Regions from separate parts of the Homo sapiens genome. Here region 1 is linked to region 2. A link is an interaction called in ENCODE POLR2A ChIA-PET data of the cell type or tissue named here. Cell type or tissue: GM12878. All regions are shown on one strand. Links, peaks and the distances in the headings refer to the core of each region. The heading gives the core; the rest is flanking DNA.

Region 1 (8,716 bases), core at 2,654-6,653, 210 kb before region 2:
CTGCCTATTTTCAAAACATATTACAGATTGACTTTCACTGTGATATAACAAAAAAATGTAAGAAATTACAATTTGAAAATAAAAGAAAGATATGTTTCAGATACGAGAGATGGGTTAGTTATTGCTATTGAGAAACAAATTTAAATAATCTTCAGGGCAACTAAGGTGAAAAACAATACACATTTGATTGTATTGTCCTTATGTTGAAAGAAAGGAGGTATAACAATTTATTGGGAAAAATACAGTTCTTTCCAGGCACTGACTTTTCAAGGTAATTTATCACTCAGATATTTATTTAAAGAACATTAAGGGTGGGTATGGTGGCTCACACCTGTAATCCCAGCACTGTGGGAGGCCATGGTAGGAGGCTTGCTTAAACCCAGGAGTTCGAGACCAGCCTGGGCATCACAGCAAGGCTCCCACTACAAAAAATTAAACATTATTTGGGGGTGCTTGCATGTGCCTGTAGTCCCAGCTATGTGGGGGCTGGGGCAGGAGGATGACTTGAGCCCAGGAGTTCGAGTTTGCAATGAGCTATGATAGTGCCACTGCACTCCAGCCTGAGTGACAGAGCCAAATCCTGTCTGTAAATAAAAATAAAAAAAAAACATTGGTTAGCATAGTAGATAATGTCTTTGATTGGTTTTTAGTGTAATATATAGAAAAATTTTTATGGTTAATGTTTCTTATTTGATGGTTTTATGAAAGCCAAAGGCATGGTCTTATATTTTGGCTAGGTGAAGGCATTTTTGTAGAAGTTTAAGGTAATATAATCTAGGTACTTTTTTTGTTATCTAAATCTGTATTGCAAAGGAATTTCAGAAAACCAGAGAGAGATGAGGATAAATAAAGTCTCAGATGTGGAAAAGCTTGGGGTGCTCAAAGAATAGGAAATAGTCAAGTGTACCTGGACGATACCATTTTTGCTTTTAGACATGCTGAGAATTTTTGACATTTAAAAAATGTTAAAGAGGGAAAATAAGCTGCTTAAGTATACTACATTTTGCATTTGAGTTAGTCTTATATTTATTTACATACTTATCATAAAACATATTCTTGTCTCTAGTTCATGACTTAATTTTAAATAGGAAATAAAATACCTTGAGAAGAGATTCTGCATGTCATTATGTAACTATGGTACTTAGTTTTGCCAGTCAAAACCACACATTGCCACGTGAAGGCCAGTAGTTTATTGAGTACTCAGGGAACAAAATTAGGTGGATTTTTTTCTGTTTTTTGTTTTTTGGGGTTTTGGATATTATACAGAGAGTGTAAAATTGCAATTTTTTTCTTCAGGAGACTCAGACTTGACCCTAAAATATGCATATAAACTTGAAGGCTCAAATAATGTTTTTTCCTAACCTGGAGGAAGAATTGTGAGAATAATGCTTTGCATAGAATCCTCTTCACCTTCTTTGCATGTTTCTTTTGGATCAGGCATAAAATAGGGGCCTGGTTTTGTTAGAGTGGGGGAAATAGTTGATGATATAATCACCCATTCCCTCTTAGTTGCAAATGGTATTGAAATTACAGAAAGTCATCTGACCACTAGTTGAGGTCACTTCTTTTCCCATTCCTGCCATTCCCCCATGTCTGGTATAACATTTGGCAAAATTGGTAACTGCTCTTGAGGGTTTTCATTTGTTTCTGTGTGTTCCTCTGAAATGTCATGTTTCTGGGGGAAGCAAGAACAACAGTACAATTTTCCACATTGAATCAGATGTTCATGTGATCCAAGCGTGCTTGGAAAAATCTTACTGCTTAGGATTCTATACAACATAGCTCTCTTGTGCAGTCTGTAGTTAGACAGTTAAAGGGCCCATGCCTCACCTGCAGGGTAGCCCTTCTGAGTGCGGTGGAAGCAGAGCTTTCTTGGAAAGTGAGACACCACTTGATCAGATCCATTGTGGAATTGAACAAGATGTAAGACAGAAGCATGGAATTCTGAAAAGTCAGACAATGCATTAGTGCACTCACATTGTCTTATATTTAGGTCTGTCAGGTTGTGTTATAATTTTAAAAATTAATTTCAAAAGCGATACATACTTATTATAGAAAATTTGTGCAAATACAGGAAACAATAGAAATACAGGGAAGAAAATATAGTCCATCTTAATTCTCCCTAATTTTCCTTGCATCTTAGCATTTTAGTGCTTCAGGATGGTATTTATTTTGGAACTTTAGTACATACAGGAACATAGAGAGACTACAGTATATATGTATATGTGTGTTCATACGTATGTAGTCAGATATCAGAAAAAATCATATTCTTTAAAACTTATTTTAAAATTACGGATATCACTTAGAGATACTGATGTTAGTATTTTGATATTTGACTTTTCAGTCATATATATACTTCTGTTAAAAAAACAAAAAATTCAATATGAACATATGGTTTTTATAAATTCTTCATCCACATACACTAAAATTTATTCCTTTTTTTTTTTTTCTCTTGAAATGGAGTCTCACTCTGTCGCCCAGGTTAGAGTGCACTGGCGTGATCTCGGCTCACTGCAACCTCCATCTCCTAGGTTCAAGTGACTCTCCCGCCTCAGCCTCCCGAGTAGCTGGGATTACAGGTGCATGCCGCCACTCCTGGCTAATTTTTTTGTATTTTTAGTAGAGACGGGGTTTCGCCATGTTGCCCAGGTTGGGCTCGAACTCCTGGGCTCAAGCGATCCACCTGCCTTGGCCTCCCGAAGTATTGGGATTACAGGCATGAGCCACCGCGCGCGGCCAATTTATTCTTTTTAGTATACAATACTGTAAGTTTTGACAGATGCATAGTTTTGATAGATGCACAGTTTTGATAGATGCACAATTTTCCAGAGTGGATGTGCCATGTTGCATTACCACCAGCAATGTGTGAGAGCTCCACAGATGGGAACTCATATTGTATCTTCAGAGTGTGGCGTTGTCAATTTTTCTTTTATTTCAGCCATTCTAATAGGTGTGTAGCACTATCTCATTGTGGTTTTGAGTTCCCCTCATGACTGAAGTTGTTAATTATCTTTTCCTGTGCCTTTTAATAATATATTCATGTTCTTTGTGAAGTTTGCCCATTTAAAAAATACTGGGTTGTTTTATTATTATTAAGCTTTGAGAGGTTTTATGTTTGCCAAATGAAAGCTCTTTGGCAAATATGTGATTTGCAAATGTTTTCTTCCTGTCTGTAGTTTATTTTATCAATAGTGTCTTAAACAGAGCAAAAGTTCATTTTGATGATACAAAATTTACCATTTTTCTTCTTTTTATGGAACCTCCTAGAAGTTTTAAAGTTTTAGGTTTTACATTTTTATCTATAATCCTTTTTTTCTGGTATATGTTGTGCAATTTTCCCTGCACCGTGTCTTGAAAAGATTGTCATTTTGCCATTGAATTACGTTTGCACCTTTGTCAAAAATCAATTGACTACATTTGTGTGTCTGTTTCTGGATTCTGTTCTGCTCCACTGATGTGTGTGTCCCTTCACAGGTACCACACATTGTTGATTGCAGCTTTATAGTAAATCTTCGAAGCAGGTAGTGAGAATCATCTAACTTTGTTCTTTTTCAAAATTTGTTTATGCTATTCTAATTACTTTTCCTTTTTGTTTAAATTTAGAATAATCTTGTTAATATCTACAGATAATTGTACTTGGATTTTTTAGTAGAATTTAATTGAATCTATAAAACGATTTGGGGAAAGTTGGACATCTTAACAATATTTACTTTTCCAACCCATGAACATGACATATCTCTTCATTTATTTAGATTTTTAAATTTCTTTCATTGATGTTTTGTAGTTTTCAGCATATAGTTTGTGCGTGTATTTTGTTAGGTTTATACCTATTTTATTTTTGATTAGTGCTATTGTGAATGGTATTTTTAATTTTTTTTTAGAAATTTTTATTTTCTTAGTCCATTTTGTGTTGCTATCACAGAATACCACAGACTGGGTAATTTATAAAGAAAAGAAACTTATGTCTTACAGTTCTGGAGGCTCAAAAGTACAAAAGCATGGTGCTGGCATCTGGTGAGAGCCTTCTTGATGCACCATAGCATGGTGGAAGGCATCACAGGACAAGAGAGGCATAAGAGAAAGAGCCAAACTAGCTTTTATGACAGACCCACTCTTGTGATAACTAACTCTCCTGTGATAATCTGTTAACACATTAATCCATTAATGGCAGAATCCTCATGACTCAATCACCTCTTAAAAGGCCTTACTTCTTAATACTGTTAGATTGGGGATTAAGCTTCCACATGAATTTTAGAGACAAAAACATTCAACGGCAGTGACCCTTTTATATTTAATTGACATTTTAATTGAGGTAATTGTAGATTCACTTCAGTTGTAAGAAATACAGAGAGATACTGTGTAGGCTTCACCCACTTTCTCCCAGTGGTTACACCTTGCAAAACTGTATTATAATATCACAACCAAGATATTGATATTAAAACAGTAAAGTTATAGAACCTTTCCATTATCACGAAGATACCTCATGTAGCCCTTTTATGGCCACAACTACCTTCTCCCTTTGACCCATCCCTAACCTTTGACAGCCATTAATTTGTTCTTTCTATGATTTTTGTCATTTCAAGAATATTGTGTATCCATAACCATACATATGTGACTTCTGGGGATTGCTTTTTTTAAAAATCAGAATAATTACCTAGAAAGTCACCCAAGGTGTTACATGTATCAGTAGTTCGTTCCTTTTTAATTGCTAGTAGTATTACATAGTATGCATACACCACAGTTTAGCCATTTATCCGTTAAGGGATATCTGGATTGTTTCCAGTTTTGGCTATTATAAATAAAGCTGCTGTGGACATTCATGCAGAGGTTTTTGTGTGACCATAAGTTTTTATTTCTCTGATATAAACATCCAAGAAGAAAAATGCTGTATTCTGTGATAGTTGCAATTTTTAGTTTTACCGGAAGCTACCAAATGGTTGTCCAGAGTGGCTGTACCATTTTATATCTCCACCAGAAATATGTGACAGATAAAATTTAGCCCCATTCTTGCCAGTTATTTGATGTTGTCAATATTTTTAATTTTAGCCATTTTAATTGGTGTATAGTGATATCTCATCGTGGTGGTGGTGGTAGTGGTGGTTCTTTTTTTGTTGTTGTTGTTGTTGTTCTTCTTCTTCCTCCTTCTCCCTCTTTCTCCTCCCCCTCTTCCTCCTTCTTCTCTTCTTTTTTTTTCTTTTCTTGTGTGTGTGTGTGTATGTGTGTGTGACTGAGTCTCGCTCTGTCACCCAGGCTGGAGTGCAGTGGCATGATCATAGCTCACTGTCATCTCAAACTTCTGGGCTCAGTTGATCCTCCTACCTCAGCCTCCCGAGTAGCTGGGACTATAGGCATGTGCCACCGTGCCCAGATTGTTTTTTTTTAAATTTTTTTTTTGTGCAGACAGGGCTTTGCTGCATTACCCAGGCTGGTCTCAAACTCTTGGCCTCAAGTGATCCTCCCATTTCAGTCACCGAAAGTGCTAGGATTACAGGTGTGAGCCACTATGCCTGGCTCATTGTGGTTTTAATTTTCATTTTTCAAATGGCTAACGACGTTGAATATATTTTCATGTGCTTACTTGCCATCTGTATATCCTCTTTAGTGAAACAAATAGTACTGTTTTGTTAAATTTTGCTTTCTGGTTGTTTATTGTTAGTGTATAGACATATTTAATGTGTATATTTTGACCTTATGTCCTGGTGATTTAACTAAACTTATTTATTAATTCAAGGAGCTTTGCTTTAGATTCTATGGGAGTTTCTTTTTTTTATTTAGACTATCATGTCACCTGTTAATAGAGACATTTTATTTCTTCCTTTTCAATATGGATAGCTTTTATTTCCTTTTTATGGTTTATTGCCTTGGTTAAGACTTCTAGTAGGTTTTAGGTAGATGAGGAGAGAGCAGATATCCTTAGAAGGATCCTTTCTTGTTTCTTGTTCCTATCTTAGGAGGAAAACATGTAGTCTTTTGCAATTAAGTATGATGTTAGATATAGATTTTTTTTTTGTATATGCCCCTTATCAGTTGATCAGTTGAGTAAGTTTCTTTCTATTCCAAGTTTGCCGAGAGATTTAAAAAAACTACAAATGGATGTTGAATTTCGTCTTATGCTTTGATTTGTTCATATGGTTTTTCTTGACTTTTTTCCAAATTTTTAAAAAATAAATTTCATTGTGTGTATTTAAGGTATACAACATGATGTTATGGGATATATTTAGATGGTAAAAAGATTACTGTATTGAGGCAAATTAGCATATCCATTATTTCACAGATTTGCCCATTTTTTGATTTTGTGGCAAGAGCCACTAAAAGCCACTTGTTTAGCATGAATCCCAGATACAGTACAATTTTATTACATAGAGTCCTCATTTTGTACATTAGATGTCTGGACTTGGTCATCCTACATATCTGCTACTTTATGTCCTCTGACCTACTTCTCCCCATTTCCTCCCCACTTCCCACTCCCGTGCCTGGTAACCACTGTTTTGTTTTCTATCTCTGTATATTTGAATTTTTTTTGGATTTCACGTATAAATGAGACCATGCAATATTTTTCTTTCTCTGTCTGGCTTATTTTACTTAGCATCATGTCCTCTAGGCTCATTCATGTTGTGACAAATGGATCTCATTCTTCTTTAGGGCTGAATTGTATGTATATATACACTGCAGTTTCATTGTCCATTTGTCTATCAACAGAGAGTTAGGTTGTTTCCATATCTTGGCTATTGTGAATGATGCTGCAATGAACATGGGAGTGCAGATATCTTTGTGAGATGGTGATTTCATTTCCTTTGGTTATATGCCCAGAAGAGGGGTTGCTGGGTATATGGTGGTTCTATTTTTTATTTAATTTTATTTTTTAGAAACCTCCATACTCTTTTTCGTATGGCTCTACCAACCTACATTCCTGCCAACAGTGTACAAGAGTTCTCTTTTATCCACACCTTTGCCAACATTTCTTCTTTTTTGACGTTTTGATAATAGCCATTCTAATGGGTGTGAGATGGTATCTCATAGTGGTTTTGGTTTTCATTTCCATACCTGAGACTGGGTAATTTATAAGAAAAGAGGTTTAATTGGCTCATGGTTCTGCAGGCTGTGTAGGAAACATAACACTAGCATCTACTTCTGGGGAGGCCTCTGGAAGTTTACAGTCATGGCAGAAAGTGAAGTGGAAGCTTGTATGTTATATGGCAAAAGCAGGAGTGAGAGAATTAAGTGCTAAACACTTGTAAACAGCCAGATCTCACGAGAGGTCACTCACTATCACAAGGACAGCAACAGGGATGGTGCTAAACCATTCATGAGAAATCACCATGATCCAATAACTTCGCACCAGGCCTCACCTCCAACATTGGGGATTACATTTCAATATGAGATTTAGGCAGGAAAACACATTCGAACTATATCAGTGATATTGAGCACCTTTTCATAGACCTGTTGGTGATTTTTATGTCTTATTTGGACAAATGTCTATTCAAGTCTTTTGCCTGTTTTTAATTGGGTCATTTGTTTTTCTATGATTGAGTTGCATCAGTTCTTTATGAATTTTAGATGTTAAACCCTTATCAAATGTTGGTTTGCAAATATTTTTCCCAATTTGTAAGTTGCCATTTGATTTCATTGTTTCCTTTGCTGTGCAAAAGACTTTTAGTTTGATGTAGTCTCATTTATTTACTTTTGATTTGTGGCCTGAGCTTTTGGTATGATATCCAAATAAATAAGTAAATCATTGCCAAGACCATTTTCTGGGAACTATTCCCGTGTATTCTCTTCTAGGAGTTTTATAGTTTCTGGCCTTACATTGATGTCGATTATGCATTTCATGTTGAATTTTGTATATGGCGCAAGAGAATGGTCTAATTTTATTCTTCTGCCTGTGAAAATCTAGTTTTTCCAGCACCATTTATTGAAGAGATTATCCTTTCCCCATTGTGTTCTTTTGGTGGCTTTGTCAAAAATTAGTTGACTATATATCTTTGAATTCATTTCTGAGCTCTTGATTCTGTTGCACTGGTCCATGTTTATATCAGCAACTTACTGTTTTGATTACCATAGCTTTGTAGTGTAATTTAAAATAATGATGTGCGATGATTTTTGACTCGAACCAAGCTTGCATTTGTGGGGTGAATGCTACTTGGTTATGAGGTATTGCTCATTTTAGATATAGCTGGATTTAATTTGCTAATATTTTGTTGAGTTTTTTTGCCTCTCAGTTCATGAGGAACATTTGTCAATAGTGTGTTTTTCTTTTATTGTTTTTGGCTTTGATATTAGGATATGTTGGCCTCATTCCTCTTAAGTGTTCTGGAAGAGATTAAGCAAAATTAGTGTTACTTCTGTCCAGAATGTTTGGTAGAATTTACCAGTGAAAACCACTGGGCTTGTGCTTTTCTTTATTGGAAAATTTTATTCACAAATTCTATTTGATTTCAAAATGTAGGACTATTAATGTCAATTTTTAAAACAGATTTGGTATCTTTCAAATAATTGGTCAATTTCATCTTTCAGCATTTCCTTTTTATCTTTCTCTTATTGTCTGTAGGGTCTGTAGTGATAATCATACTTCATTGCTGATATGGGTAATTTGTGCCTTATCTCCTTTTTCTTTATCAGTCTGGGTAGGAGTTAAACAAATTTTTATTGATTTGTTTCAAAGATCAGCTTTTGATTTTTTTCGTCTATTTTTATTGTTCTCAATTTCATTGATTTC
Region 2 (8,716 bases), core at 2,030-6,029:
AGAGAAGAGAGAGAGTGAACACACACCAGCTTTTAAATGCACTGGCCTAAGAGTGTCCACATCGCTTCTGTTAATAATAGGCCCATTGGCCAGGACTAGAGCTTACTGTGGCCCCGCCTAACTGAGGAAGCATAGAAATGTGAGGCTGATTCTTTGATGGGAGGAAAATGACTCTGCAATATGTATATACCAAGGATAAGATCCCAAATATTAAGGGATTGCAGTCAGAAAGAAGATGAACAAAGACGTGAAAGTTTGAGGTCTTTTAATGGAACAATAACAGTTGCCAGTCCAGAGTGGTATAAGATTAATCTAGAAAAGTAGGTTGAATCACATAGTAAGGGCCTTTGAAGGCAATGCCAAGAAACTTGGACTTCACCTGAAAATAGTGGGAAGATTTTGGCCAGGCGCGGTGGCTCATGCCTGTGATCCCAGCACTTTGGGAGGCCGAGGTGGGCGAATCACAAGGTCAGGAGTTCAAGACCAGCCTGGCCAACATGGTGAAACCCCATTTCTACTAAAAATACAAAAATTAGCTGGGCATCGTGATCGGCACCTGTTATCCCAGCTACTTGGGAGGCTGAGGCAGGAGAATTGCTTGAACCCGGGAGGCGGAGGTTGAAGTGAGCTGAGATCATGCCATTGCACTCCAGTCTGGGCGACAGAGTGAGACTTCGTCTCAAAAAAAAATATTGTGGGAATATTTTAAAGAAGAGAACCACATAGTCAGAATTATGTTTTTAAAGCCATACTCTGACATTGCAGGATGCTGATATCTACGAATAAGTGGATTCTACTGAGAAAATATCTGAAAAGCAGGTGAATAACATTAAAATCCTAGGTTATTGTTTTTCAAGCTTCCTTTTGTTAAATTTCAGAGTGCTGTGAATGATGTTTCATTTTTCTATAGTTGCTCCCCAAACTTGTCACTTTTCCGTGCTCTTTAAGAAAATACTTCAATGCTTTAAATTTTACTGAGTGCAGGAACACCTACTTGAGTTTCACTTTTCCCTTGCCATTCACCTCTGCTGTGTCCCCCATTGCTCTCTCTTCTTGCATTCTTCACCTCACTCCCCAGAATGTTTCTTTATTAGTCCATTTTCACGCTGCTGATAAAGACATACCTGAGACTGGGTAATTTATAAAGAATGAGAGGTTTAATGGACTCATAGTTCCACGTGACTGCGGAGGCCTCACAATCATGGTGGAAGGCGAAAGGCATGTCTTACATGGTGGCAGGCAAGAGAGCATGAGAGCCAAGCAAAAGGGGAAACCCCTTATAAAACCATCAGATCTTGTGAGACTTATTCACTACCATGAGAACAGTATGGGGGAAACTGCCCCCATGATTCAATTTTCTCCCACCAGGACCCTCCCAAACACATGGGAATTATGGGAGCTACAATTTAAGATGAGAATTGGGTGAGGACACAGCCAAACCATATCAGTTTCCAAAATACTATTAAGGAGAGTGGGCCACCAAAAACACAAGAAAGGTAGCACAAATCTCAGAAAGAGAATGCCTCTCCATGACAACAGCTTGGAGTTACTCTCCCTTCTTCCCCTCTACCTCCATGAGGCTCTTGCTACCTGTGGGATTTACCCTCTGACATGGGCATAAAGACTGACCTGTTGTCCCTCAGACCCTGGAATCTTAAGAAGCTGAATGGTGGGGCGATGAGAGACGATTTCAGGTTCCTTCTCCCAGGCACAGCCATGACACAGTCAGCTCCCCTTCCCTCATAGGAGATCTACCCCTGGCCATTCTTTTATCCTTCGGTTGTCCTGGTGCTCCATAGGCAGCAGAGCACTGGGAGTCAAACTGCCCAAGTCTGAGCACAAACTCACCACCTTCCAGTTGGATAAACTTGTGCAACTTTCTTAACTTCTTGTGCCTCAGTCTCTGTAAAATGGAATTGATGATGATAATAACATATACCTTGAGGCATTATCTTGAGAATTAAATGAGTTTTATTCCATGTAAAGCGATCAGTACAGTTCCTGGCATGCAATAAATAGATCTCATAGAATAACTTCAATTATTTGCATGTGTTGTGTGAGCCACTTCTACTCCAAGATCCTATACATGCAACCCCAGTGAATGAGATCTTTTCCAAGGTGAGAGACTTTAAATTTTTATTCACCTAATTGAGACATGTTTCCCAGAACAGCAGTCCGTTGGAGGCAAGGATGACTGGTGTATAGTAGGAATATAGTATTTATTGGATGAATGAATGAATGAATGAACAAACGAGCATGGGAAGCAGTGTGTGTCAGTAAAAGAGCATGTTTTAGAGTCAGGTAGATCTGGAATCAAATGTTGGCTACACCATTTATGAGTTCTACACTACCTTTGACAAGTGAACCCCTCTGTTCCTTCATTTCGTCATGTATAAAATGAAGAAGATAACTACTACATTAGGATTGCTGTGAGAATTAAATATGATAACAGTGGGAAATGTCTAGTATAAACTCAGCATATATTAGGAGCTCAGTAAATGGTAGCTATTATTATTGTTATTCCATATTTCTGCACATCCAGTTAATGATAGAGGAAGCAGCATAAACACAGAGGGATGAAATAAATATTTTCTTTGTTTACCTGTCAAATTGACATTTACAAAGTTAGACTAGCTTTCTTTTTGTTCTTTATCTTATGTTGTTGTCTGTATTGTGGAGCTTATTAAAGTAAAGGAGAAAAAGAAGAGTAGAAAGGGGGAAATTGTAGGTGACAAGGCTGCAGAGAGGTGAGGAAGAGGTGTGAGGCTGAGGAAGTGGCCTAGAAGAAAGTCATGGAAAGTCCCTTCCTTGAAAAGCCAGCAGGATAGGAACCAGGCAGGAGAGGGGAGCGACTTGACAGATAAATCTCTCCTCTCTTCACTCCCTTCTCCACTCTTTCTCCAGCTTAATCTTTCTACTATTAATATCCAAATTTGTTTCTCCTACTTCTCTAGATCTTAAACTCCATGGAAGATGTCTGAACCTATAGAGGAACGTCTGCTTCCTGCAGGGCAGACTCCAGCTCAAAGCCCTCTAGGGTTTGGCAGACACCTCCCTCACCCTCACCCGTGCAAACCCAGCTCTTCATCCTCTTTCATGTCTTGCAGTGGTAACAGTGCCCTTAGTGGACTGTGCTGTACCTTTACTTTTTCTTCTCCTTGGCCATGTGAATGAATGCTGTCCTTTACCCTTCTACTTATCAACCCCTAGTCACATTTAAAAACCCAGTTCTAATGTCCACCATGATATGAGATCTTTCCTTGACATAACCAAGCAGAGCAAATCACTCTGGCCTTTGTGCCATTGTTGGTCTGCAAGTCTGCATACAGCTCATCATAGTATAGTGGTTTGCCTGTCTGAGGGCATTCATTAGAGGTGCTATTCTGTGAGAACTACACATACTAATTGGGAAATCTTCGTGGAAGAAAGCAAACACTAAGTCACTTAAAAATGGATGTTATATTTTATGGTACAACATGGGTCATCTCTAGCATCCCAGTCACAAAAAGAATTCCTTAATTGGTGGCCCACAGGCTGCTGAGCTGAAAAGGAAAGAGAAAATACACACCGCACTGCAGCCTCCTGGTAATGCCATGGCCCCTTAGCACCTCCTGGGTGTCCTCATTAGGATTCAGCAAGAGATAGTTACTGCCTCAAGTCATATTTAAAATCTTTAAATGCAAAAGTAATAGCCCAGTAAAACGTGTCACTGTCCTAGTGTAATGGTTCCTATGACATATAGTTGCTCTTAATTGCAACGATATGCATGTCTTAATTAAGTGTGCAACACTATTTTATTTGGCGTAATTATTAAAACCATATCCTAAGAGTTGTTGGGGCTAATGTTAGAAGTGAGTAAATTCCAAATTTAGTCCTTAGCCTATAAAGAGTTTTGGAAGTGCCCAGAACATACTGGCACTCAGTAAGTATTGTTCTGTCTGAACCTGAGTTTTTCACCTTGGGTCACTGTTTCTAACCTCATTTTGAACATGAGGTTGTTCTGGTGTAAGAGCATCTCAGCCTGGTTTGACAGCCGGCAGGAACAGGTATCCAACATATGCCAAAAAGGCACAGTTAAAAAATGCCCTGGCAGTTTCTGGAGAGAGATTCTATGCCATGCTGATAGGTAGCACCAAACTAAAGCCAGCACTGGGCGCTGGGGAGAGGGAGACCCATGACAAGAGGAAGTTCTGTTTGACTTCTGGAGAAACAGAAACTATAGTGGCTGAGACTGGCAGTTCCTCATCATTCAAAACACTACAATGTCTCTACTAGGAAGGGAGGGAGGGAGGGTAGCAGATTTTGAGCTGACCAATTAGCGAAATTAATAATGATAGTTTCAAGATAAAACATTTTGTCAGATTTCCCGAGGTAAAAATTCAGGGGATTTTTTTGGAGCCTGCATCAGTTTTCTTTCCAAGCTACTTCGGATGTCATTTCTATCTCCCTTGAAGAGGAGAAACATCTCATCCAGCTAACACTGTTCAGTGGCCCCAAGGGCAGATCCACGTTGATTCTCTTCATGCCCTCACTAATGCTGCGTTTTCCTGTATTCTTCGAACATTTGACTTATTTGGGAAGCCTAGAAGCTTTGCCAAAGATTAGGATCAGCCAGAGATTGGTGATTTTTCTCAGTTTTTCTCATGTCCCCTTTCTATTGTTTTAGATCATGTTTTGCTAATGCAATGGGCTTTATTTCCAAACCTGGAAATTTCTTCTTGCTTTATTTCAAGATAAAAATGTTCTCATTTTTAATACCCTTTTGTTCTATGGGGGGGTGAGAGGAAACAGGAAAAAGTAAACAAAATATTCGAGTTACAATCTAGAGTGCACAATTTTTGTATCTTAGGATAGCTTTTCATACTATTCTTATTTACAATATAGCTATAAACTTATTGGACCTCCTAGGAACCCTTCCGTATCCCATCTTCGTAGGCAAGTCCAGTCACATCGCTGGCCCTGCCTGCAGTCCAGGTGCTTATAAGAATACAGGTGCACAGTAACACAAAGATATGCACGTTGCAAAGATATGCATGTCTTTATTAAGTGTGCAACACACACGCACATGCACACTGCCATCTTTTTATTTATGATCCAAAGTTGTCATTGGGTTATTAGAAAACATGAAGGCAAGAACAAGCTCCTCTAGTGATTTGATGCACACATAACTGTGCAAACACTTCCAGAGGCCTGCCTGTATCCTACAGGTGCCAGTAGCGGACAGGGGATTGCCAGGTCTCTTATGACCCAATGAGGTTGGCCACACCTCACATACAAAAGCTGGTTTTACTTCTGAGGAAAAAACGATTCTTGCCTGGTGTTCATATGATATGGGAGTAGTACCCTCCTATTAAAAAATATTTTGGAGAGAAGGAGAAAGACCAGAGAAATAGCAGTTGAACATAGTCTTCAAATATTGCCTATTAATTTTTGTGTTGTACACTCTGATTATAACTCTCAATTCTAGAGATCTAAAATAGTCTTGAGAGCTCCCCTAATTCATCCGTCTGACTTGCCTGGATTTATACCATCATGCAGCATAATTTTTGTCCTTCTATTAATCCACAGCGAAGATTATTCCAAAACTTCTCTGTAGTTTATAGGTCATTCATTGCCATCACAAATAGTCCAAAATTTTCCCCAGGAGCCAGTCCAGACCCTTCTTGTGTAGTGTGAACATTTTTCCTTTAATACCATTACATTCGTCTGTCAGAATCTAAACCTCCAACTCATCCATCTTTCCAGTTTCCTGGTGAAAGAACATCCATTCATAAATCAAATAATCTAGTAGTTAGAAGGTACAACTACAACTTATGAATAATCTATTCCAGTATACCCCAGTATGTAGGCTGTATAGCTCTTGTGTTTTGCAAGATAATTTATGTAGCACGGGGACGTGACATTAAATAATATTAAATTGCATAGTGAAAAGTTTATTCCCTCTGAATTATCTTTCAGTCCTTCTCATTCTGTTTAGGAGAGTCTCTCTTTCATGCCAGTATATCTTTTTTCTTTTCTTTTTTTTTTTTTTTTCTTTTTGAGACTGAGTCTCGCTCTGTCACCCAGGCTGCAGTGCGGTGGCGTGATCTCGGCTCACTGCAACCTCTGCCTCCCAGGTTCAAGTGATTCTCCTGCCTCAGCCTCCCAACTAGCTAGGATTACAGGCGCCTGCCACCAAGCCTGGCTAATTTTTGTTTTTTCAGTAGAGACGGGGTTTCGCCAAGTTGACCAGGCTGGTCTCGAACTCCTGACCTCAGGTGATCCGCCCGCCTCAGCCTCCCAAAGTGCTGGGATTACAGGCATGAGCCATTGTGTCCAGCTTCATGCCAGTATATCTTTAGTGCCCCTCTATACTTACTAATGTCCTTATTTAACACAGATAGGGGAGGCCTCAAAATAATCTAATAAGATTAATTCATTTTTATTGTATTTTGTTTTTGTGATTATCTTCTATTTATGACAAATGATATTCCATTTATGAGAGTTTACATACAGTTTTCCTTTAAGTACATTTATTTAAGAAAAATGTGAGTGAATTGGGTGAGAACTTTAAAAAAAAAATCAAGTAGCATGAACGGGGCCACAGTATGGCTTTTGTAGATTTTAAGCACTTTGTGTTAGTGAGTCCCTTCTTACATTAGTGTGTACGTGTGTATACGTATATGATGTTTTATGACAGCATTGGTATACAGATGAATATAATCTTCAACTCTGAAAGTTCATTTTTTTCTTCTGATTCTAAAAGAAACTAAGACATTTTCATGGGCCCTGGCACTGTGGCTACTGTCCCTAAAGCATAGGTGGGTCAGCCCTGGCATGTGTTATAGCAAAACTCATTAGCTCTTCAGGAGAAGCACTAATTTAATCCAACTGCCTCATTTTACAAAGAATAATACTAAGCTTCACACATGTGTGAGAACCTGCGGGTCTGAGAGTGAGGAAGGACAAAATCAGAACTAGATCTCAGATGCCAGCCTCCTAATCTTTCCACTTCATTACACTGCTGTCTTCCTTTGAGCCTCTTCTGCAAAAGCCCTTTTTCTTGTCCCATCTGCTTCCGAGTCTTCACATCAGAATTAATCATGGGTCCTTCCGTGAATCCAGCCCCACCTCAGGTGTGAGGACTGCTCTGTGTGGAGGTGACACCCCCTTGTGGATCTCTTCTGCAAATAGACCTTTGTCACGGGAGGCTGGTCAGTTCACAGCCTCCATGGCAGTGGAGTCAGTTCACTCCGCTCCATCACGGGGGACCCACCAAGACCCCATTAAGAAAAGCACAAATGATGCAATAAATCAGGATAGATTTAGGCTTCGTTTTTTGGACACAATCTTCCAAATGATAGCTCCTCATTAAAACTAGCTAAAATGGATGATAGAGCTTGGGATAGGTTCACCACTTATATCCTAGACCAGTACTTTCTAGGATGGACTTTATATGGAAGACCAAAGGTTTACTCCTTGGGCTGTCAACCTTCATTTTACTTAGCTCTTCAAACAAGTCAAGCCTTGTTTTTAGCTCAGCTCCTGGGGAATTGTTCTGTTGACAATGTACTGCAGAAAACAGTCCAAACAATTCTTAAGAGCTAAGAGCCACCTTTGGTGACTAGACTTTGTAACCATCTCATTTATCCAAGGTGGATCTACATCTACCTGAAAATACTGTAAGTTGTAAATGGTATTTGTGTTTGGGGAAACAGCAACAGATCATTCTTCAGCTCGCTTCCAGCCATCTGTAACTGTCATCATACCACTAGAAAGCTCTGACTTTCAAAAAGTAACAGATGCTGGTGAGGTTGCGAAGAAAAGGGAACACTTATACACTGTTGGTGGGAGTGTAATTCAACCCATTGTTGAAGGCAATATGACGATTCCTCAAAGAGCTAAAAGTAGAACTACCATTAGACCCAGCAATCCCATCACTGGGTACGTGCCCAGAAGAATAGAAATCATTCTACCATAAAGATATATGTGCACAAATGTTCATTGCAGCACCACTCACAATAGCGAAAACATGGAATCAACCTAAATGCCTATCAGTGACAGATTGGATAAGGAAAATGTGGTACCTGTACACCACAGAATACTATGCAGCCGTAAAAAAGAGTGAGATCACGTCTTTTGCAGGAGCATGGATGGAGATGGAGGCTGTAATCCTTAGCAAACTAATGCAGGAACAGAAAACCAAACACCGCATGTTCTCACTTATAAGTGGGAGCTAAATGATAAGAACTTATGAACACAAAGAAGGAAATAACAGACACTGGGGTCTACTTGAGGGGGAGGTTGGGAGGAGGGAGAGTAGCAGAAAAGATAACTATTGGGTACTGGGCTTAATACCTGGGTGATGAGATAATACGTACAATGAAACCCCATGACGTGTGTTTACCTATGTAACAAACCTTCACGTGTATCCCCAAATCTAAAATAAAAGTTAAAAAAAAGTTCTGACTTTATGCTAGCTAATGTTATTGTTTATTATTATTGATTGGATAATATATCACAGGAAAGACATATTTAGCAAAAATCATTTTTTACAGTGAAGACCTTTTTATTTGTTTTGAGGCCCAACCAAAAAATAATTCCAATCTGTTGGGAGATAATGTAAGTGATCTGCAATTATGCACTTCTACAGGTTTATTGATTCAAACATTATTCAACTGTGATATCTTTTAAAAATATAATACTAATGCAGAAAAAAGAGCATGAGATTTGGAGG

The links. Peaks named below come from ENCODE experiments on the same cell type or tissue, not always from the same donor. Only the 100,000 strongest peaks of a DNase experiment are listed, where the experiment ranks them.
Region 1: POLR2A ChIA-PET joins it to region 2 with 5 read pairs; 3 of 35 experiments call an interaction of 5 or more read pairs at or near these places.

Annotation. Positions count from the first base shown.
Region 1 is chr6:143,066,579-143,075,294 of GRCh38, forward strand. The region is part of intron 1 of AIG1 (androgen induced 1); the gene reads left to right. Among named protein-coding and RNA genes, the nearest start is that of AIG1, 10 kb to the left of the region's middle. In GM12878, for the core only: no CTCF peak of the experiment used is centred there; no DNase peak of the experiment used is centred there.
Region 2 is chr6:143,272,448-143,281,163 of GRCh38, forward strand. The region is part of intron 3 of AIG1 (androgen induced 1); the gene reads left to right. Among named protein-coding and RNA genes, the nearest start is that of ADAT2, 170 kb to the right of the region's middle. RefSeq lists an enhancer at 3,956-4,085 and a silencer at 6,985-7,279. In GM12878, for the core only: no CTCF peak of the experiment used is centred there; a DNase peak (open chromatin) is centred at 4,194; H3K4me3 peaks cover 447 bases; H3K27ac peaks cover 673 bases.